Regions from separate parts of the Homo sapiens genome. Here region 1 is linked to region 2. Evidence: chromatin loops called from intact Hi-C (ENCODE). Cell type or tissue: GM12878. All regions are shown on one strand. Each heading gives the region's core, and the rest is flanking DNA. Links, peaks and the distances in the headings are about the cores only. Region 1 overlaps CYP1B1-AS1 (CYP1B1 antisense RNA 1). Region 2 has its middle 120 kb from the start of ATL2.

What was found. Peaks named below come from ENCODE experiments on the same cell type or tissue, not always from the same donor. Only the 100,000 strongest peaks of a DNase experiment are listed, where the experiment ranks them.
Region 1: a loop joins it to region 2, with 5 times the contacts of the local background. A loop is called at or near these places in 5 of 110 quality-filtered maps.

What each region holds. Positions count from the first base shown.
Region 1 is chr2:38,180,421-38,190,404 of GRCh38, reverse strand. It overlaps CYP1B1-AS1 (CYP1B1 antisense RNA 1), which reads right to left. Exons shown (of 3, transcript NR_027252.1): 3 at 8,550-9,984. It overlaps LOC102723739 (a long non-coding RNA gene), which reads left to right. Exons shown (of 4, transcript XR_007086289.1): 3 at 1-3,455; 4 at 6,010-6,097. Among named protein-coding and RNA genes, the nearest start is that of CYP1B1-AS1, 54 kb to the right of the region's middle. In GM12878, for the core only: no CTCF peak of the experiment used is centred there; DNase peaks (open chromatin) are centred at 4,066 and 5,234; H3K4me3 peaks cover 229 bases; H3K27ac peaks cover 2,813 bases.
Region 2 is chr2:38,256,340-38,266,323 of GRCh38, reverse strand. No RefSeq gene overlaps it. Among named protein-coding and RNA genes, the nearest start is that of ATL2, 120 kb to the left of the region's middle. In GM12878, for the core only: a CTCF peak has its summit at 5,752; DNase peaks (open chromatin) are centred at 4,093, 5,290 and 5,673; H3K27ac peaks cover 4,698 bases.

The DNA.
Region 1 (9,984 bases), core at 989-8,988, 76 kb after region 2:
GGTCTTCCCATGTTGCCCAGGCTGGACTCAAACTCTTAGGCTCCAGGGATCCTCCCACCTTGGCCTCCCAAGTAGCTGGCTGGGACTACAGGCACATGTCACCATGACTGACTTTGTCTAAAATTTGAATTTATTCACCCTAATTACTTTTCTTTCTCTTTAAAATGTTCTTGTTAAAGCTGTGCTCCCTTTTTTCCATGGTGAGTATGGCAATTCTGATTTCTGTATATTTTTAAAACTTGTGGACAAACCACTTCATCATTGTATCTAACAATAAAAGTCATAGGCCGGGTGCGGTGTCTCACGCCTGTAATCCCAGCACTTTGGGAGGCCGAGGCAGGCGGATCACGAGATCAGGAGATCGAGACCATCCTGGCTAACATGGTGAAACCCCATCTCTACTAAAAATACAAAAAATTGGCCGGGTGTGGTGGCGGGCACCAGTAGTCCCAGCTACTCAGGAGGCTGAGGCAGGAGAATGGCGTGAACCCAGGAGGCGGAGCTTGCAGTGAGCCAAGATCGTGCCACTACACTCCAGCCTGGGTGACAGAGCGAGACTCCACCTCAAAATAAAATAAAATAAAAATAAAAGTCATAAACTTGCTATGGAAAAAACAGAAGGAGATTTAGCCAAACAATGTGTAATAGACATTTGTTGGTTGATGCTGTAGCTTCTGTTATTTTCTTCCTAGCAGCCCTCATTGGAGTTTGGGAATCCATTTGGCTCTATGGAATCTGATTCTACCTGGGGCTCCAGGGGTGGAACATGTGACCCAGACCAGCACATTTGGCTCCCCAGCCATGTGGTTGGCCATGGGTGGACATATGACCAAGCAAATCCAATTAGAGTGAATCCCAGGACTTTTGCTTGGAATTCTAGAACAAAAACCTTCTTTCTTTCCTGCTGGATGTAAATGAGAAAGCACACAGCTCAGGGACCTCTTGGTGAACATCTTGGAACTATGAACAATATTGGGCAGAGATTAGACAAAAGGAAACTAGGTGCTCAGTGAAAATGTTGAGCTGTTGGACCATGCCTCAACTGAAACCTCTGGACTTTACACTTGTAAGAGCCAATAAATTCCTTTACTTATTCAAGTCAAATTGGGTTGGGTTCTCCATCACTCGCAATCAAAAGATTTCTAGCTTAGGCACAGGACCATTGAATAATGATCATAGGCATAGAAACAAGAGACCAAAGACTGGGTACTAGTGTCTGCTCCATGCCAACTAACTAAGACCTTCAACGGGTCTTTATCCTCTCCTCTGTGGGCCTCAGTCTCTAATATACAGAAAGGAAGTATAAAATTGGGCTTGGTGCCTTCTGAGATGTTTTAGATTTAAGAATCTCTGAGTTCAACCCTCATCTTGATCCATTGCAAACCAGCTCTCCGTTTGCCATTTCTGTCAATGGCCCATCACACTCCCAGCCTCTGGATAGAAACTTCGAAGTTGTCACTGTATCCAACTCCAACTCCATCTCTCCTCACCAACTCCAACTCCAACTCCTCTCTCCTCATTATCTCCTATATCTGCTCCGTTACCAAGGCTTGTCAGTTCTTCTTTCTAAATATCCCTTTTAATCTTTCCCTCCTTCCCATTCTTGTGAACATTATTCATGTCCAGGCCTTCATCCACTTGCTACATCTCCCTACAGTTCCTAATCCCTTGAATCCATCTTCCTCATTCCTGCCAAATTAATATCTTCAAACAGACTTTTAAAAATTACAGGAGCCCCACGATGGAAAAATAAAGTCTATACTGCTCAGGAGGCCTTCTGTGTGCTCCATTCATTGCAGCCATCCTGGCTTTTTAACATGGGTTACTTTTATAGCCTTGATTGAAACACAGAAAGAGGACTGTTTTTGTTTGTTTGTTTGTTTTTGAGGGTATTTGGAAAGGACTTTTTCAGGAAGTACTGGAGGCTTATATAGTAAATCTGTTGTTGCTGGGCCCAAGTTGTAAGGGAATACATGTTGGTGAATGAAGCATGGCAGCCTCAGAGCTAACAACCTAGGGCCCCATGAGCACTGCATCTTCTACAAACTCCCTCAGATGAGTGTGCCCTGGAAAGTGTGTGGCACTTTTAGGTGTTAAATACACTTAATAAAGCAAGATATATCTTATATGTGGTTGACTGTGAAACGATGGGCATTTTAAACATTTGTGACTTTAACATAACCAAAACAGATATTGGTTAATGTCTAACTGCTATTCTTTTTAAAGCGTATATTAATGTATCAAGTATATATTTTACTAGGACACTCTGTAGTAGGTAGCCATGAAAAAAGTGACTGTTGACTTATTATCTTCTTGGAGTTATTGCTGGATTAAGAGGAGACATTCTCTGTTTTTTTTCTTTTCTTATTTTTAATAACAGAAACTCTGGCCCATGAAGGCCTGTGTGCTCTGAGAGAATGTGCTGAGCCGGCCTTGTTTTTCTCCTGTTTCCCGTGACAGGGCGCTCCTCCCCACAGGACTTGCCAAGTCCTCATGCACGTTGAGTCAACATTTTGGATATGAGCTCATTACATGGGAAAAAGAGTTTAAACACCAGCTCAACATGCAAGTGTACTATGGGCTCTTTCCTGTCAATGTTTCAGTTCAAATTTCCTGAAGCTTGGAAAATTGCATGTATTCGTACAATATCTCAGCATTCTCCCTCTGGCCTGAAGTGAGGCAGTTGGCTTCCTGCTGTAGACTAAACAAATGAATAAAAGATTCATGCCATGTATATAGTGTATCTACAGCTTTAGGCATTGTCTATTTTACTGACTGCCTTGTGGGTGTACTTATGTGTACAATGGCCCATTGTGCTAATCCAGTGGTCAGAATAAGAATTAACATTCTTGAAAACCACTTCAGCTGGTCAATTTTGATTTCAGCTAGCAATCAAGTCAATTTGAACATCTAAAAGAACTAGATATAGTTATTTTCTTTATATTCATGGGGGAAGGAGGGGATCTAGAAGTGAATTAAGCTTCTTTGAGGAATTAGGGTCAGGAAAAAACAGGTAAGAGATGAGAAGAAGATAAGAATGACCCTAAAACTTAAAGTATAATTAAAAAAAAAAAAAAAGAATGACTTGGGAAGAGAGATTGGGAGATAAATGGTGAATGGGGGTAAAGATGGAACTTAATCTTCACTTCATTGTCATGTCACAGACCAGACATTAGTACCCACTGAGTACTCCCTTATTCTTCTCTCTGGGGGAATATTTAGCCCAGAATGTCGTGAGTACCCCAGGCAGATGTTCATTATCTAATTGGTGCTTGAATAACTGAATTTGACTTTTTGTGTGTGTTGCCCTAACCTGAATCCCTTAGACACTGATAGTAGAACTGTGGAGAAGTATCCCTGGAGATGACCCACAATCTCAAGAAGGCTGAAGAGGAGAGGAAGAGAATGGATAAATCGAAACAAGTGTTTAGATGATCAAGGCCTTATAAGCCATAGTAAGTTTAACAGTAAATAATACATAGAGGGAAATTTCTTCCTCTGAGTCATATGTGTTTATCAGTTTTCTATAGATGTTGATTGCTTTTGCCATATATAAAATTTTATGCTTTTATGAGACTTTTCTTAAAAATATCTCTTGGTCGGCTGGGCACGGTGGCTCATGCCTGTAATCCCAGCACTTTGGGAGGCCAAAGCAGGTGGATCATGAAGTCAGGAGATCGAGATCATCCTGCCTAACACGGTGAAACACCCCATCTCTACTAAAAATACAAAAAAATTAGCCAGGCGTGGTGGTGGGCGCCTGTAGTCCCAGCTACTCAGGAGACTGAGGCAGGAGAATGGCGTGAACCCAGGAGGTAGAGCTTATAGTGAGCTGAGATCGCGCCACTGCACTCCAGCCTGGCAACAGAGCGAGACTATCTCAAAAAAAAAAAAAAAAAAAAAAAAAAACCTCTTGGTCAAAGTTGAACAAGTAATGAGTTGAATTTGGGGGGTAAAGAGTGGTTACCCTTCAGAAGGCAGATGTGAACTCAGTAAAATGTAGATTCACAGGTGAAGAGTTTCTGAACATGTGGGACTCCTGGATTATAGTATATGTCTTTCTTTTTCTCTTTACTTCCTCTTTCAACTTTCCAGTTTTCAATTGAGAAAAAAGCTTATCTTTTTGTGTGTGTGTGACTCTGAAGCAATGTTTACCACCAAGGGTAGAGGCAAGAGGTACACTGTCTTCTAAATAACTTGGGATTTTCCCAGATAACCCAAGGTGTGGGGCTCTTTGGGACCCTACCTGGCTGACGCCTTTTTGGATGCCTGCTGATGGGTTGAGTTTCTTCCTAGGTGATGGGGCATGCCTGGCATGGAAGGGACTTTAAATTCCCTGATGGTTATGCCCAGTGTGGTAGGAGAGAATTAGAATCCATGTCCTGATAGAAGAGACTTTCTACACTGAACTTCCCACCCCCTCAGATCTTGTCTTTCTTCCAAATCACATTTGTAATATCCCTACACACCTCAGAGGCATTTATCTTTTTATCCAGCCCTACGTCATCTTGCTAGATAGACATTTGCTCTTTTTTTCCCTCCTCTCCAAAAAGGAAAGGAGAAACAAACAGCCACTATTAGATGAACAGACCTCTTTCTGTCTTGTTTTATGGTTTTGTAAATCATAGTAAAACCTCACTTATTCAGATTTACAGGTTGAAGGGCAGTTCAGGTTCATGAATAATCTCAAACATTGAAAATTATAAAAATAATGTATTGTTAAAACTGGTATGTATATATAATGGCATGAACTAGTGGCTGAGAAAGTGGCCTCACTACTCCCAGGTCAAGGTTCTTGCAGGCTTGCTCTAATGAATTGAGAAACGCCATTTGTATTTAGTGTGTTTCTTGTTGGTTTGCAAATATTTACTGCTAAGATGTTTGAAAACAGCTTATCCTCTTGAGTAGTATCCAATTCATGATTTTTATCCAATTCATGATTAACACATTATTCAGGACTGGATGAATCAGACCTTAGCCTGGATTTCCTATGGGAAGTTGCTAAAACTCCACGGAGGAATACTCAGGAGAAGGAGCAAAGCTGAGTCAAGCCACTCAACAAATGTTTGTTGAGTCTTTCCCTTTGTGCCCAAAGAGGACTGGATGTGGTAAACTGGGGTAACATAAGTATAGCAGCTAAAAGCAAAACCAACCAAACAAAAAATACCCACACATTTTACAAATCACACTTTGGCCACAAGCACCTCTTCACCCCACACATCTCTTAGCCAAATGGCCAAGAAAAAGTAAAGTAAAATGATTTGAGTTTTACTTCCTCTCTCTTATTCTGTCCAAATGCTGGGGATCAGAGGATAGACAAGAGGAGGGAGTGAGAAGAGAAACAAAATTTGAATAACCACAGAAACAATTGGCTTTTGGGTGAATTCTAAAGCAGACCACAGGAAAAGGAAACCATTAAAATATTTTTGTTTTATCCCTCTTTCTCTCTCTCTGTGTGTGAACCTTAATTTGAATCTCACTTTTTTCAAATACCATCTAGTTTCTCTTGGCATGCATCTCCCTGCTCATAATTCCCTCCACATCTTGAATGAACTTCATGTTCACCTCTTTGAACATTATTTTCATTTGAAGTTCAATGCTTTTCTCTCGACTTGGCTAAAATTGCTACTGCTCATGAATTTATGTCCTATACTCCAGCTTCCAATTTTTTGCCAGGCTGTGAGAAGTCAGTTATAACTTACAGATTCTGAACTACAGTCTTCCCTACCGTCTTACTTCTCTTTCTCATAGTTCAAGTTTTGGTCTATTCCTCTTACCCACTCTCTCTCTGGGCACACTGATACGGTTTGGCTGTGTCCCCACCCAAATCTCATCTTGAATTGTAGCTCCCTTAATTTCCACGTGTTGTGGGAGGGACCTGGTGGGAGATAGGTGAATCATGGGGACAGTTTTCCCATACTGTTCTCATGGTAGTGAATAAGTCTCATGAGATCTGATGGTTTTATAAGGCAAAACCCCTTTCACTTGGCTCTTATTCTGTCTTCTCAGCCGCCATGTAAGACGTGCCATTCACCTTCCACCATGATTGTGAGGCTTCCCCTGCCATGTGGAACTGTGAGTCCATTAAACCTCTTTTTCTTTATAAATTACCCAGTTTCAGGTATGTCTTTATCGGCAGCATGAAAATGGACTAGTTATACACGAAGGCTTTTTATTGACTGTCCCTCTCTGAAAAGTACTCTGACCCAAAGGTGCCCCTATGCTCATCCAAAACCAGTGAAGTGAGAGAAATGAAGGTAAAGCGTCATTCAATATGGTACCATTTTTAGATGAGGACATGAGATCCTGACTTATCCATAGAAAGTCAGTGTCATGCCAAACCAAACAGAGACTGTGGCTGCTGTAAATAGCTTTCCGCGTAAAGGAACTGTGGACAGAGAAAAATAAAGAAGGTAAACTCTTTATACCACCCTTCTCTCCTATCTCCTTGCTACTGCTCTTCCCTGCTGGTCAGGGTCTCTGGGGGTTTTGATGGGCACAACTGTCATTTCTGCTGTTGAGAATACAACACAAGAAGCAGCCCCCTTTGTTAATTTTGGTATCAGGATCAAGAATATTTTCCCGATGAATTCCTGTTTTCCTAGGAATTGCTTGAGAGCTGGGAGGCTGTGGTGGTGTCAACCAGTGATTCAATGAGATGCTAGGGCCCCAATCTCTAACAGCTTCTCTTAAAATCACTCACAGCAGGCTGTGTGTGGTTCTCGGGCCTGTAATCCCAGTGCTTTGGGAGGTCAAGTTGGGAGGACCGTTTGAGGCCAGGAGTTCAAGACCAACCTGGGGAACACAGTGAGACCCCCATCCCTACAAAAAATTTAAAAATCAGCAACATGTGGTTGTGCACCTGGAGCCCCAGCTACTTGGGAGGCTGAGGTGGGAGGGTCACTTGAGCCCAGGAATTCGAGGCTGCAGTGAGCTATGATCACCATTGCACTCCAGCCTGGGTGACAGATTGAGACCCTGTCTCTAAAAATAAAATAAAACATCACTCACAGCAAGCATGTAGCAAAGCATGTGGTTAACATTACCATATAAACATACACATGTAATAATTGGGAAAGCATGTGATTAAAATTATCATATAAGCCTACATTTTAAAAAGAATTGGCAAGGTATGTGTTTAAACTGCATCGCGCCATCATTTGTAGAAGGAAGATGCTAAGAAAGTGCTGTACTTTGGCACTGGGAAAATGCATTGTTTGAAAGGGGGAGATATTCTAGATTTGATTTTACTAAGTTTGTTTAAGAAACTGTCTACATGGATTTGTATTGGTGGTTTTGGCTGAGGGGCCGCTGGCAGATCATATCCACCACCTAAACACAGCTTCAGTGGAGTGGCTGGTTACCTCCTTGTGCTCCTCTCTCATTGCCTTCTCAAGCCCCTCTTAGTTAACCATTCCCAGGCTCCCACTGATTGCCGGTGAGGTGCACAGGTGGATGCATCAGAACTGTGGGACTCAGAACTCAGAGCAGAGAAGGATTCTGGGATCTGTGGAGTCTGAAAACTCAGGAGTCGGCCTTCATCTTTGCTCCTGCTGCTGCTACTAGCTGACATTTATTTGATATTTTCCATCTGCTGGGAACTTTATATACTTTTCATCTGTAGTCCTTCCAACAGCCTTGAAAGGGAGATTTTCTTCTATTTTGTTGAGCTAAACTGGAGGGTCAGACAAGTTAAAACATACTTAATGTGGCATAGCTAGTTAGCAGCAGAGATCCCACAGAGATGTCTGACCACATACCTGACCCCTTTCTCCGCACCCACGTCTCCTCAATGATGGTGGACTGACCTGGAGAACATAGAAACCACTGCAATCATGAGATGACTATGACCAATTTTACCCTTATTTGATGTACAATTCCATCTGATTATTCAGAGATAAACTCTCATTTCCCTTTGCAGGCACACAGGGGCATCCCTGCAGCCCAAAACAACACTGCAAACTCCTATCCAATTTCCTGTCTCTATATCTTTTAGAGTAATTATGGCTAGGTTTTCCCATTGGTATTTATGCTTTGTTGATTTTTCTACAGATGCGTTGGGGGCACATGTCCAAATTAAATATCGTTTTATTATTTCCTGCCTCTTACTTTAATTTCTCTTTGTCCTTTACTCTCCATGGGGTTTGTATTATATTCCAGTTGTATCTTACACGGTTAGGCTGTAGGCTATTAGCTACACTTCCATATCACTAGACAAGCTCAAGGCATTCAATTCTACCTGTTATTTAATTTTGGACTCTTAGAAATTAGACCTTGATCATAAGTAATGCTTGGAGTCAACCGCTGAAGACCACCTCTTACTTTCAACTTGAACACTCAATTCACCACTCTCCCCAGCCCTCCAGGCAGCAGGCTGGGTGTAATTGTCTATAGCTCATAAATAAGAAAGTCAAGGCCAGCAAGGTTGTGAGGCTTGCCCAGGCTCACGCAGTGATTATAACCATGAGCAGCACTAAAAGCTTTTGACTTTATAAAAGATCAAAACCATTCATGCCCCAAATACATTTTATATAAAAATGATTGACAACTTTTTTATTAAACTGCACTTTATTAGTTGGCATAAAACAGCTTTCAGGCTTTTAAGTGAGTTATGGTCACCTTGGAATGGCTCTGGGTAAAATGCTGACATCGGTGAAGTATGTTTTCAGCTTCTGGGGCTCCTACTTTCATTCCTTACCCTGGGATTGGTCCCCACCTCCGTATTCCCCTGGTAGAGCAGAGTCTCCAGCTGCTCCTACCCTCCCCCTGCCAACCCCACCTTCTGGGTCCCAACTTGGAAACTCTGGCCTCTTGATGCTCCTCAAATCACAGCCTGACTATGGGGGTCCTTTGCCGCTCAAGTCAAAGGTCCAGCTTTTGGTGGATTTCTCAGTCTGGGGCATCTAAGCTCAAAGTTCTTTTAACAGAGAACAAAGCTTTTCATTCCTCAATCAGAGCTAAGATGCAAGCATGTGCTTGGGAGAGGTGACACTTTGATTTAGAGCCACACGAAAAGGTAAGTGACTGATGTCATATCTGCTCTTAAGCTGGTTTTAATGAGCATGGAGAAGGGAGGGCAAGGGCATGAGTATCTGAGGGGGCTGGTACAGAATGGATGTCCCTGAGAGAGTGGAGGAGGGACCTGGGAAGCAGCTTGGGAATGCTCATCTCAGGGCTACTGGCAATGAATGGGCTTAAAAATGCTGCTGACTTCACAACTGCACTGAGTGTGGCCTCCCCACCATGGGCTACCACTTTTCACTTTGATCCTTCTTCCCAAGAATTCTTGGCGTCAGTGTAAACAAATCAAGTCAATTATTTATCACCTGAAAGGGTGTGGGGAAATAGTGAAAATTAGTGCATCCCTTTGAAAAAACCTTGGCCTAGTAATTTAGGCCAAGAGTCATAAAAATGTTCATGCCCTTCGAATCAGTAATCTTTCTTCTGGGAATCTAGCCTAAGGAAAGGATGCCAAATAGAGCAAATGGTATGTAATCTGTTGCACAGTGTAGGGGTACAAATACTAACCTGTTTCCTAGTTAGTCGCTTGAACTTCCAATGCCCTATTAGTAGGAAGTCTAATGATGACTTTTGAGGTTCTGTTCCAACCCTACCTCTGTTGGTCAAGAATACTGGGAGTTTATTTAGTCCAAAGAGGGTCAGAGAAAGAAGATAATGAGATTCATCCACAGCAGATCTCCCAGTTTCCATTTCTATTGCTTCTGCTGCTAGCACCTGCTTCACTACTGAACATGGGCCTGGGCATCCATGGCCACTGGCATACTGGTCACTGCTAGATCCAGCACAGGCTACAAGAGTCCTTTGAAGCCTCAAGCTCAGCTTATTAACAGCCTCCATATGCCAGCTGTGAGGCCTGTGTGGCCATGTTCAGTTGTTCTTCCTAGAGCAAGAACGCTGTGCCAGAGTGGCTGGATCCAGAGTGGCTTCCAGCCTTGGCTGCATAGTGAGTGCAACCATGCCGCA
Region 2 (9,984 bases), core at 1,246-9,245:
GACATGATCAATAGTAGCTGATGCTGGACCTCCACGCTGAGTAGGCCACAGGACTGGTGCGACCCAAAGAAGACACAGCCCTGGAGGGGCCAACCATTTCTCAGTGCCCACCTCTGACTACCTCGGAGGCCTGGAATCACTAGCTCTTTCTATTTTTTAAGAGACACTGGAAATGTGAATTAGAAAAATTCAGTACAAAATTAATACAACATTTCTAAGAAACATAGGATGAAACAAACAAAACAGGATTTGGCTTGAAGATAAGTCAGTTTGTAAGTTCTGATCTACCTGTTCTTCTTTTAAAAAATCTCTTCCAGGCACTTCACCTTTGGCTTTTCTTCCTCAAACCCTATAACCCTAGTCTAACCAGGAGACAACATGAGACAAACCCAAATTGAGGGACATTCTACAAAATATCTGACTAGTATCCTTCAAAATTGTGAAGGTCATGATAAATGAGGAAAAACTAAAAAACTATCACAGCTCAGAGGAAATGAAAGAGACATGTTGACTAAATTCAATGTGGGATCCTGGATGAGATCCTGGAACATTAGTGGAAAAATTGATGAAATCTGAATCACGTCTGCAGTTTAATTGATGGTACTGTACCAATGTTCATTTCTTAGTTTTGACAAATGTAGCATAGTAATGAAAGATGTTAACACTAGTGGGAACTGGGTCAAAGGCATATGGGAACTCTCTGTACTATATTTGCAACTTTTCTGTACTTCTCAAATTATTCCAAAACAGAAAGTTTATTGAGAAGAAAAAGTCCCTTCCTAGCCTGAGATAACCTTTGGTTGTTATGGTTCTGAAAATGAAGCTAGGTTTCCAACGTCAAAACAAGTGCGATCTCATTGGTATCTTTCCTTCAACCTGTGAATATCCATAGCAGTGATCTATCAACTCTTTTGGTTCAAATGGTACCAAAGACTCTTATAATGGGCCTGTGGGCCCTCAGGTTCAGGCAGCTTTGGTCTCTCCCTTCCTATCAGTAAAGGATGGTCAATTTCTTGGCCTCACACACTACTACCCTCCCACTCTGACTGCCCTATGGGTTGCTGGAGTGAGTTTGAAATTCACAGAGTTAGGTGATGACATTGTGCCTAAGGATATGGTGGTTTGACCTGTTAGGCTGTGCAGCTGGATCATTTTCTAAGTGGCCTCAGGCTTTGTGTGGCAGGATCTGAGAAGAACCTCCTCTTTTCTAGGAAAACATTCCCAGTGTCAGGAAAATTTATGAGGCAGAAAGGGCTGAAGTGAGCTGTCAGAGGAAAGGAAGGGCCCATATGGTGGAGAGGAACCTTCACATATATTGTCATCTCTCCAGAGGAGTTAAGTTTCTCCAAATTTGTGGTCCCTCTAACTGCACAGGAATTAAATTACTCTGCAGGATTCCCAAGCAATTATCCCTCCTCACAAAGCAGAGCCTGTCCTTTCAGGACCCAATCAAGCGACCACAAATCAAAGATAGCTTGGACTTGTTCCACTAATAGCATGGAAAGCCTGCTGAAGTTGCTTGAAAAGAGAAGTGGTTCAGATATCTCTGGTCTCACAAGAAAAGCTTCTGTAATGTCAGATTATGGTTTCCAAATGGCTAGGTGGAGAGGGGCATCGCATTTCTCATAATGAGAAGTTATTTATTGCACCACAGAACCAACACTCTTCCCCTTGCTCACTTGCACAAGATAAGATGAAGAGTCCTTTCAAGTTGAATCCAGTCTCAAAAGAAAAGCAACACATGCACTCCCAGCTAATGTTTGGTTTTTAATTCTGGTGTGTAGGGAAGGAGTGTGGGGGCTCCCTCTGCGCGTGGCCTGAGGAGCTCTGCAGGGCTCTGTTGCCCCAGCCTCTAATGCTTGGAGCTGGACTCATTGTTCCTGTGTTAGAGTTTAGTGGAGGAGGCAAACATTAATTAGATCAGATACTATTTTAGAATATAGGCACTGCTCAAATGCTCCAGAACAGGCCTCAGAACAATGACAAAGGCCTTGAGGGGTTGCATTTGAGCTGGTTCTTGCAAGAGCAATAGAGAGAACTGGACAGGAGGACTAAATTCTTAGTTATGGAATTCAGTTACAGTTACTTTGATTCTGAAGTCAAAGGTACAATCTTTTTGGTTAAGGCATCTTTTCGGCTATAGGAGTTTCCAAGAGAGTCTCTATCAAAATATTAAGAACCTGTGCTGTTTGCCATCAATCTAACAGAAGCCCTTCTTTCTTCACGGAACTACTTCCTCCCGGTGTCCTTGCTGATGGCCCGGAAGGAGCTGCCAATCCCAGAACTCTGCATCCTGGCCATGGGGAGAACATGTGTCCATCCCTCTGGCTACAGTGATTGGTTCAGGGATGGGCACATGGCGGAATCTGGACCAATCAGAGGCTTTCCTAGGATTGTTTTAAAAGAAGTTGGTGGTGAGGGCTTTTTGGCTCAGGGAGTCTGGAGGGATGGGAATCTGGAGGGATGGGAATCTAGAGCTCCCAGAGGCTATGTTTGTGGTCACACAGAGAAAACTCATCTCTACTGGAGAGAATGAGAGAGGAGAGACAGAGAAAGAGGGATCATCATGGCACTGAGGCTGGATTCTAGTTACTGGGAGCCCAGGTATGTGTGTGGATGTTCCACTATCCTTCCAATAAAGCCCCATTTTAATTAAACTTATTTGTATTGGGCTTTGATATGGTTTGGATCCGTGTCTTCACTACATCTCATGTTGAGCTGTAATTCCCGTGCTGGAGGTGGGGCCTGGTGGGAGGTAATTGGATCATGGGGGCAGATGTCTCACGAATGGTTTGTCACCATCCCCTTGGTGCTGTTCTCATGATGGTGAGTGAGTTCTCGTGAGATCTGGCTGTTTAAAAGTGGGTGGCTCCTCCCCCACGTCCTTCTCTTGCTTCTGCTCCTGTCATGTGAGATGCCTACTCCCCTTTCACCTTCTGCCATGATTGGAAGCTTCCTGACGCCTCCCTGGAAGCAGATGCTACCATGCTTTCTGTACAGCCTGCAGAACCATAAGCCCATTAAACCTCTTTTCTTTATAAATTGCCCAGTCTCAGGTATTTCTTTATAGCAATGTGAGAACAAACTCATACAGGTTTCAGCCACTCTCAAGAAAGAATAATCTAACTGATGGACTCATCAATGTGCCTGTTTTCTCTGGTTTTCAGTAAACACCATTCCCAGATGGGCAAGAGAAGTTCTGCTGCTGGTCTGGCACTGCTGGCTTCAGAGGCACTGCTGTACCCATGTTTGGGCTCAGAGATGTCAGAGGCCTCTGCTTGTCAGGAATGAAAGGGAGCTAAGGCAGAAGAGTAAAATGATGAAAACATCATGGCCAGATAGAAGCAAAACCAGAGAGCAGAAGTGTGGATTGTTCTTTCTGGGTTTTTATAGGTTTTGCCTGTTTGACTTTCCAATAAGGTTCTTTTGAAGAAAGGGTTGGGCAGCTAAAACAGTTTTTTATTCACTGGCTTAGAAGACCATTAGTTGCCTCCCCCAGTCTAAAATCCTTTATTATTCCACTTTCTTGGTCACCTGGCCTTTGCTGTGTTCACGGGAGGGACTGGCTCAGGCCAAGAATGTGGAGGGGGAGGGGGCAGGGAGGTGATCATGTGGATTGGAAATGGGACTAAGCTTACACCGAAAACTCACAGTGGCCTCAATTCCGTGTCCCCACTTCTGCAGGCCCCTGCTGAGATAAGCCTGGGAATAAGTCAGCTCTGGCGGAGTTTCCGCCTCAGCTGGCCACCCGGTCCTCGCTCTCAGTCTTTGATGCTCCATTGCAGTCAGAAGGGTATGTGTGGGCATGCAGGTGGTCTGCGGGTCTCAGTCCAGCAGGAAAGCAGCTGTTTGCCAAGCACAGGTGCTCTGAGGCCTAGGGGATCTGAAGAGCCTGCTGTGAGTGTGGTCAGATGTCAGGTCAGAGGCAGAGGTGGGAAAAACAGAGGAGAAGCACGTGGGGAAGGAGAATAATGAGTTCCTTCATGACTCTAAAGGCTCTCAGAGTCTGATTTTCAATTATAAATAATCCCAGGATCTGTTCAGAGCTCAACAACAGCCCCTAGTGCCCTGCAGCTGGGCAGAGCAGTCCACGTGGCTTTTTGGATCTTACGTGTGTGACAGCCTCCCGGTTCACAGCCTTTTGAAGTTGATGGAAGAGGCGTTCTGGAAACACAACTGAAAGACGTTTGTCAAACTGAAATCAAAGTTACAACCACATTTGTTTTCTGGGTTTTTGTGCAGATATGTTAACAAGGAATGTTGTGCTTGCAGTGGAGAACATCTGTTTTAGACAGCAATTATTTACTGAGCATCTAATGTGTGCCGGCATACCAGTCCAGCACCAGGTATTTGGGTAGAAGAGGAGGCCTGGAGAAAGAGTCATTGTCCCTGATTTTCATTTTAGTGGGGGAGGCAAGCACTATGATACTATGCTAGAATACAGGCCCTGCCGAAGTGCTCCAGAACCAGCCTCAGAGCAATGAGGAAGGATTTGAGGGCTTGCATGTGAGTTGGCTCTCGCAAGAGCAGAACTGGACAGGAGGACTGAATTCTGAGTCCTGGCGACAAAATTCAGGAAGCAAATGAGAATCCAGAAGTCCAGCACATAAGAGCCAGTGGAAGGGAAGAATCCAGCCGAGGCAGAGGTCTGTGGGGAGGGCCGTGCGTGAGCGGGTGGATCCAGCAAGGCCCACAGATCAGCAAGGAAGCCAGAGAGTGGGACGTTTTTGGTAAAACCCGCTGCTGGTGATGGCCTGGAAAGATGTTTTCTGAGAAAGCTTGGGCAGCTTGAATGCTGGGAGAGGGTGTGGTGGTCCCTGGGGCAGGAGACCCTTCTTTCTGACTCTGTAACCACAGCCCCGGTCTGCTTCATCACTCCGTGGGCAGTGATGGTCTGTGCCCAAAACGCTGTGATTCGAAAAGAGATAATTTGCAGGCAACATGAAGAAGTCCCAAAAAAGACAGTATTAGAAGAAAATGTCCTTCAAGAGTTTTAATGTAGGTGGAGAGAAGGCAGGATGGAATTCAAAATCATGTTTTGAAAGGACATGGTGTCCTTTCAAAGCTCCAAGCGTTGCTTTGCTGTGCTCTGGGCATGCCTTGGGCTGGATGGGAAGAAAAGTGAAAATAAAGTGTGTGTGCATACATGCATGTGCACGTGTGTGTGTGTGTGTGTGTGTGTGGTGTTTTCTAAAATATCAGAGGACAGGATGTCTGACAAAAGACTCTTGTTAAATGTGTTGTTGAATTAAGTTGCCTTGGAAAGAATTTCTAAAAAAGCTTTCAGAATCAACACTTCTCAGTTTCTCAGCAAGGATTTTGCCAGAGCAATAGAAAAAGACATTACATTGTTCCCAATTCAGTTCTAGCACTCTCTTTTTTTCCTTGCATACTGTCTTCACAGGAAGGAAAAAGTTGTCTAAGGGAGGAAGACTCAGGGCGTTGCATCGGGACTCCCCGTTCTCCTCTAAATCCTACCTCTTACGATTCTTTTCAACTCTTTTTCCAAACTTTTAAAGGCTTTGTGGACTTCTTAGAAACCGAAAGTTCCCAAGAATAGAATACGTGTCCACTGGAAGTCCCCGTAGGTGCCCAGGGCTGGCGGGACTCTCTTGGTGGTGTAGGACCTTGCTTGGATGTTGAATGTGTGGGAAGGACACCCACAGGGGGAAACCCAGGATGGTGGACGTGGGGCCAAAATATGCAGCAGCTGCAAAGGATCTGGGTACTTGGCTCTACTGCCCTCTAATGTGAGAGAAGCCCAGATCAACACGGGAGGGAGTGGGCGTTAGACAACCTGCAAAGAGACAGATCTGAGAGGTGCGGCTCCCCGTGGACTTAGTGTCTTTCAGTGAAACCACCGTTCACTCCTGAAGATCTGAAGATGGAGGAAGTTTTTCCCATCCTACTCTCCCCTTTTAATTTCCTAAGCAAAATATCATTTCATCTTTCTCAGTCCATCTTTTGTGTCTGATGAATGGATTGAGCTAGATAATCTCTAAGGTCTTTCCAGCACTAACCTCCTATGCAAGGTTGGCTGCATAATTTGCAGGGCCTGAAAATGCAAGGCCCTCCTTCGAAAATCAAGGAAAAATGATGTGAAAATTACTAAAACATAAAATTCCTTCCTTTCCTCTGTACTTTCCCTCTCGACTTGTCATGAAGTTTTTAAAATTTATTGTTGTTCTAAGAAAAGAAAAATTAAAATTTAATGATATTAGCATAAAATGGCAATTTTAAATGTAAATAGAAGAACATTTAAATTTTACGCAGAATCACTAAAATTATACAATTTATATTTCTCAGTTTGTACATTCATATATATTTTGTGTTTGCCAGAACAATGGAAATGCTATACAAAATGAGCTCAGATTGTTTTCATTTCATTTTTTTGTATGAGGACTTTCTACCAACAGTCTGTACCTTTGACTTACTGATGAGTAAAGAAAAACTGAGCTGGGTGCACAGGCTCACACCTGTAATCCCAGTGCTTTGGGAGGCTGAGAGGGGAGGATCACTTGAGGCCAGGAATTTGAGACAACCCTGGGCAACATAGTGAGACCCTATCTCCACAAAAAAATTAAAAATTAGCTTGGCGTGGTGGTGCAGGCCTGTAGTCTTAGCTACCCTGGAGGCTGAGCTGGGAGGATCGCTTGATCTCAGGAGTTCAAGACTGAGAGCCATGATTGCAACACTGCACTCCATCCTGGGCAACAGAGCAAGACCCTCTCTCTTTTTTGAAAGAAAAGGAAAGGAAAAAGAACAACTGAAGGGAAAAGGAACTATGAGTTGCCCCATTTCCCCCTGTCCTTCTGTGTCACCATTTTCACCGTAATTGGTTGGCTAATACAGGAAAATCACATGAGTAAGAAAGCAAAAAGCTGATACAGGAAAAAAAATCAACTGTTTCTGTAAAAAGTAATAAAAAAGGAGCCATCACAGGATCTTTAATATACAAAGATGTTACAAGAAGAAAGAAGGAAAGTAGTAGGAAAAACAAATATCAAATGAAGTGCAGACTCTAGAAGAATGTTGCAGCCCATGTCATAAAACTATGACATTAAAAAAGAATGAGGCCGGGCATGGTGGCACATGCCTGTAATCCCAGCACTTCGGGAGGCTGAGGTGGATGGATTGCTTGAGGACAGGAGCTCCAGACCAACCTGACCAACATGGTGAAACTCCATCTCTACTAAAAATACAAAAAATTAGCCAGGCATGGTAGTAGGCACCTATAATCCCAGCTACGTGGGAGACTGAGGCAGGAGAAGCGCTTGAACCTGGGAGGTGGAGCTTGCAGTAAACCAAGATTGTGCCACTGCACTCCAGCTTGGGCAACAGAGTGATACTCCATCTCAAAAAGAAAAAAAAAAAAAAAAAAGGCCATACCACTTACCTGTTAAAATGGCCAAAATCCAAATCCAAAACACTGCCAACACCAAATACTGGCAAGGATATGGAGCAATAGGAACTCTCATTCATTGCTGGTGGGAATGCAAAACGGTAGAGCCACTTTGCAAAGCAGTTTGGTAGTTTCTTACAAAACTAAACATACCCTTACCATACGATCCAGCAATCATGTTCCTTGGTATTTACCCAAATGAACAAAAACTTGCACACAAATGTTTAGAGCAGCTTTATTTATAACTGTAAAACATGGAAGCAACCAAGATATGCTTCAGCAGGTGAATGGATAAATAAACTGTGGTACATTTAGACAATGGAATATTAATTAGTGCTAAAAAGAAATGAACGATCAAGTCATGGAAAGACACGGAGGAACCTTAAATGCGTATTACTAAGTGAAAGAAGCCGATCTGAAAAGGCTTCATATGATACCAACTATATGACATTCTAGACAAGACAAAACTATGGAGACAGTAGTAAGATCTGTGGTGGTCAGGGGTTTGGGGGAGGGAGGGCTGAAATGGCGGGGCACAGAGGATTTTTAGGGCAGTGAAACTACTCTCTATGATAGTATAATGGTAGATACATGCCATATATCTGTCCAAATCCATAGAATGTACAACTCCAAAAGTGAAGCCTAATGTAAACTATGGCTTTGGGTGATATTGATTTGTCATTGTAGGCTCATCATTTATAACACGTGTATCCCTCTTGTGGGGGATGTTGATAGTGGGGTGGGGGCTATATGCACATGCAGTCAGGGAGTATATATGAATACTGTATTTTCTGCTCAATTTTGTTGTGGACCTAAAACTGCTCTAAAAAATAAAGTCTATTTAAAAAAAAAATATGACTGGGCACAGTGGCTCGTAATCCCAGCACTTTGGGAGGCCAAGGTGGGTGGATCATTTAAGCCCAGGAGTTCAAGAGCTACCTGGGCAACATGGCGAAACTCTGTCTGTATTAAAAGTACAAAAAAATTAGCTGGGCATGGAGGTGCATGCCTGTAGTCCCAGCTACTCCGGAGGCTGTGGTGGGAGGATCTCTCTCTCTCTCTCTCTCTCTGTCTCTCTCTCTCTCTCTCTCTTTTTTTTTTTTTTTTTTTTTAAGGCAGAGTCTCAGTCTGTGGCCCAGGCTGGAGTGCAGTGGCACAATCTCAGCTCACCGCAACCTCCGCCTCCTGGGTTCAAGTGATTCTCCTGCCTCAGCCTCCCGAGTAGCTGGGGCTACAGGCATGCCACCACGCCTGGCTAATTTTTGTATTTTTAGTAGAGACAGGGTTTTGCCATGTTGGCCAGGCTGGTCTCAAACTCCTGACCTCAGGTGATCTACTGGCCTCAGCCTCCCAAAGTGCTGGGATTACAGGCGTGAGCCACCGCACCTGGCGGATCTCTTGAGCCTGGGAGATGAAGGTTGCAGTCAGCCACGATCATGCTACTGCAATCCAGCCTGGGCCACAGAGTGAGACCTTGTCAAAAAAAAAAAAAAAAAAAAAAAAAAGACAAATATTTTAGAATTAATTTTAAAAGTAATTAAACCAAGGACCCAAAGCAAAGAGACAAAAAGATCAGGGAGAGATGTATTGAATTAAAAGTTGCTAATATATAAATAGGGATAATATAATTTACCAAATAAGTTTCAAGGGATGATAACATATCTATATGGACCAATTACATTAGAAGAAAGCGAGAAAGCTGTCAAACATCTATCATCCCCAACAAGCACAGAGCCTAGAATTTAAAACAAAAACAAAAACAGACCCTATAATTGAAATTAGGGCTCTGTTGGAAGGAACATGAAGGAAAACTGACACTGTTGATTGTAGAGGGTATACATGAGAAATCTGAGCAAAACAAAAAAGGATTTCAAAGGCTAGGAGACACTATTAGCCTGTGTACTCTTAGAACAGACTCTTACCTTTTACCTTCCATAAAATGAGTTTTATCCTTCTACAAATTGAGGTATAGATTTTTAAAAATAGTCTCATTTATAGTACTATATTATCTTAAGGATTTGAAGTATAAAAAGTAAAGGCATGCTTATTTGAAAAAGGCAAAACTTCTAAAAAGTAAAAAGCAAATACTTTAAAAACAAAAAGACAAAAATTTGAGAGTGAAAAAGAAAAAGGTTGAAAGAAAATGATGGAATGGGAAGACAGGGAAAGGAAATATGAATAAGTGAAGGACCAAGAGAAAAATTATGAAATGAATGGGACAGAACACAAATTTATTGATATAATTCAACACAACTTCCTGCAATAAGCGACTTGAATGTGCTTAATGGAAAAGTAAACAGGGTCTCAGAGAAAATTGACCAAGAATGATCGACATGAAGACAGATCTTAATAAATATACTGCAATTCAACTCTATTTAAAGACTCCTGGGAGCATTGTCTGAGTTCATAATCGTAACCTCTATGTTCTTTCTGTTTGGCATTTTGCCATTCTTTTATAGTCAACCTTCCTAAAATTTTAAACATTTTAGTTATTTTCTTAGAAACAAAATGAACAATAGATGGAATTAGATTTTGTTTTGTGAGATTGTCTACAAGTCTTTTTCTTCAATTTATACAAGCAA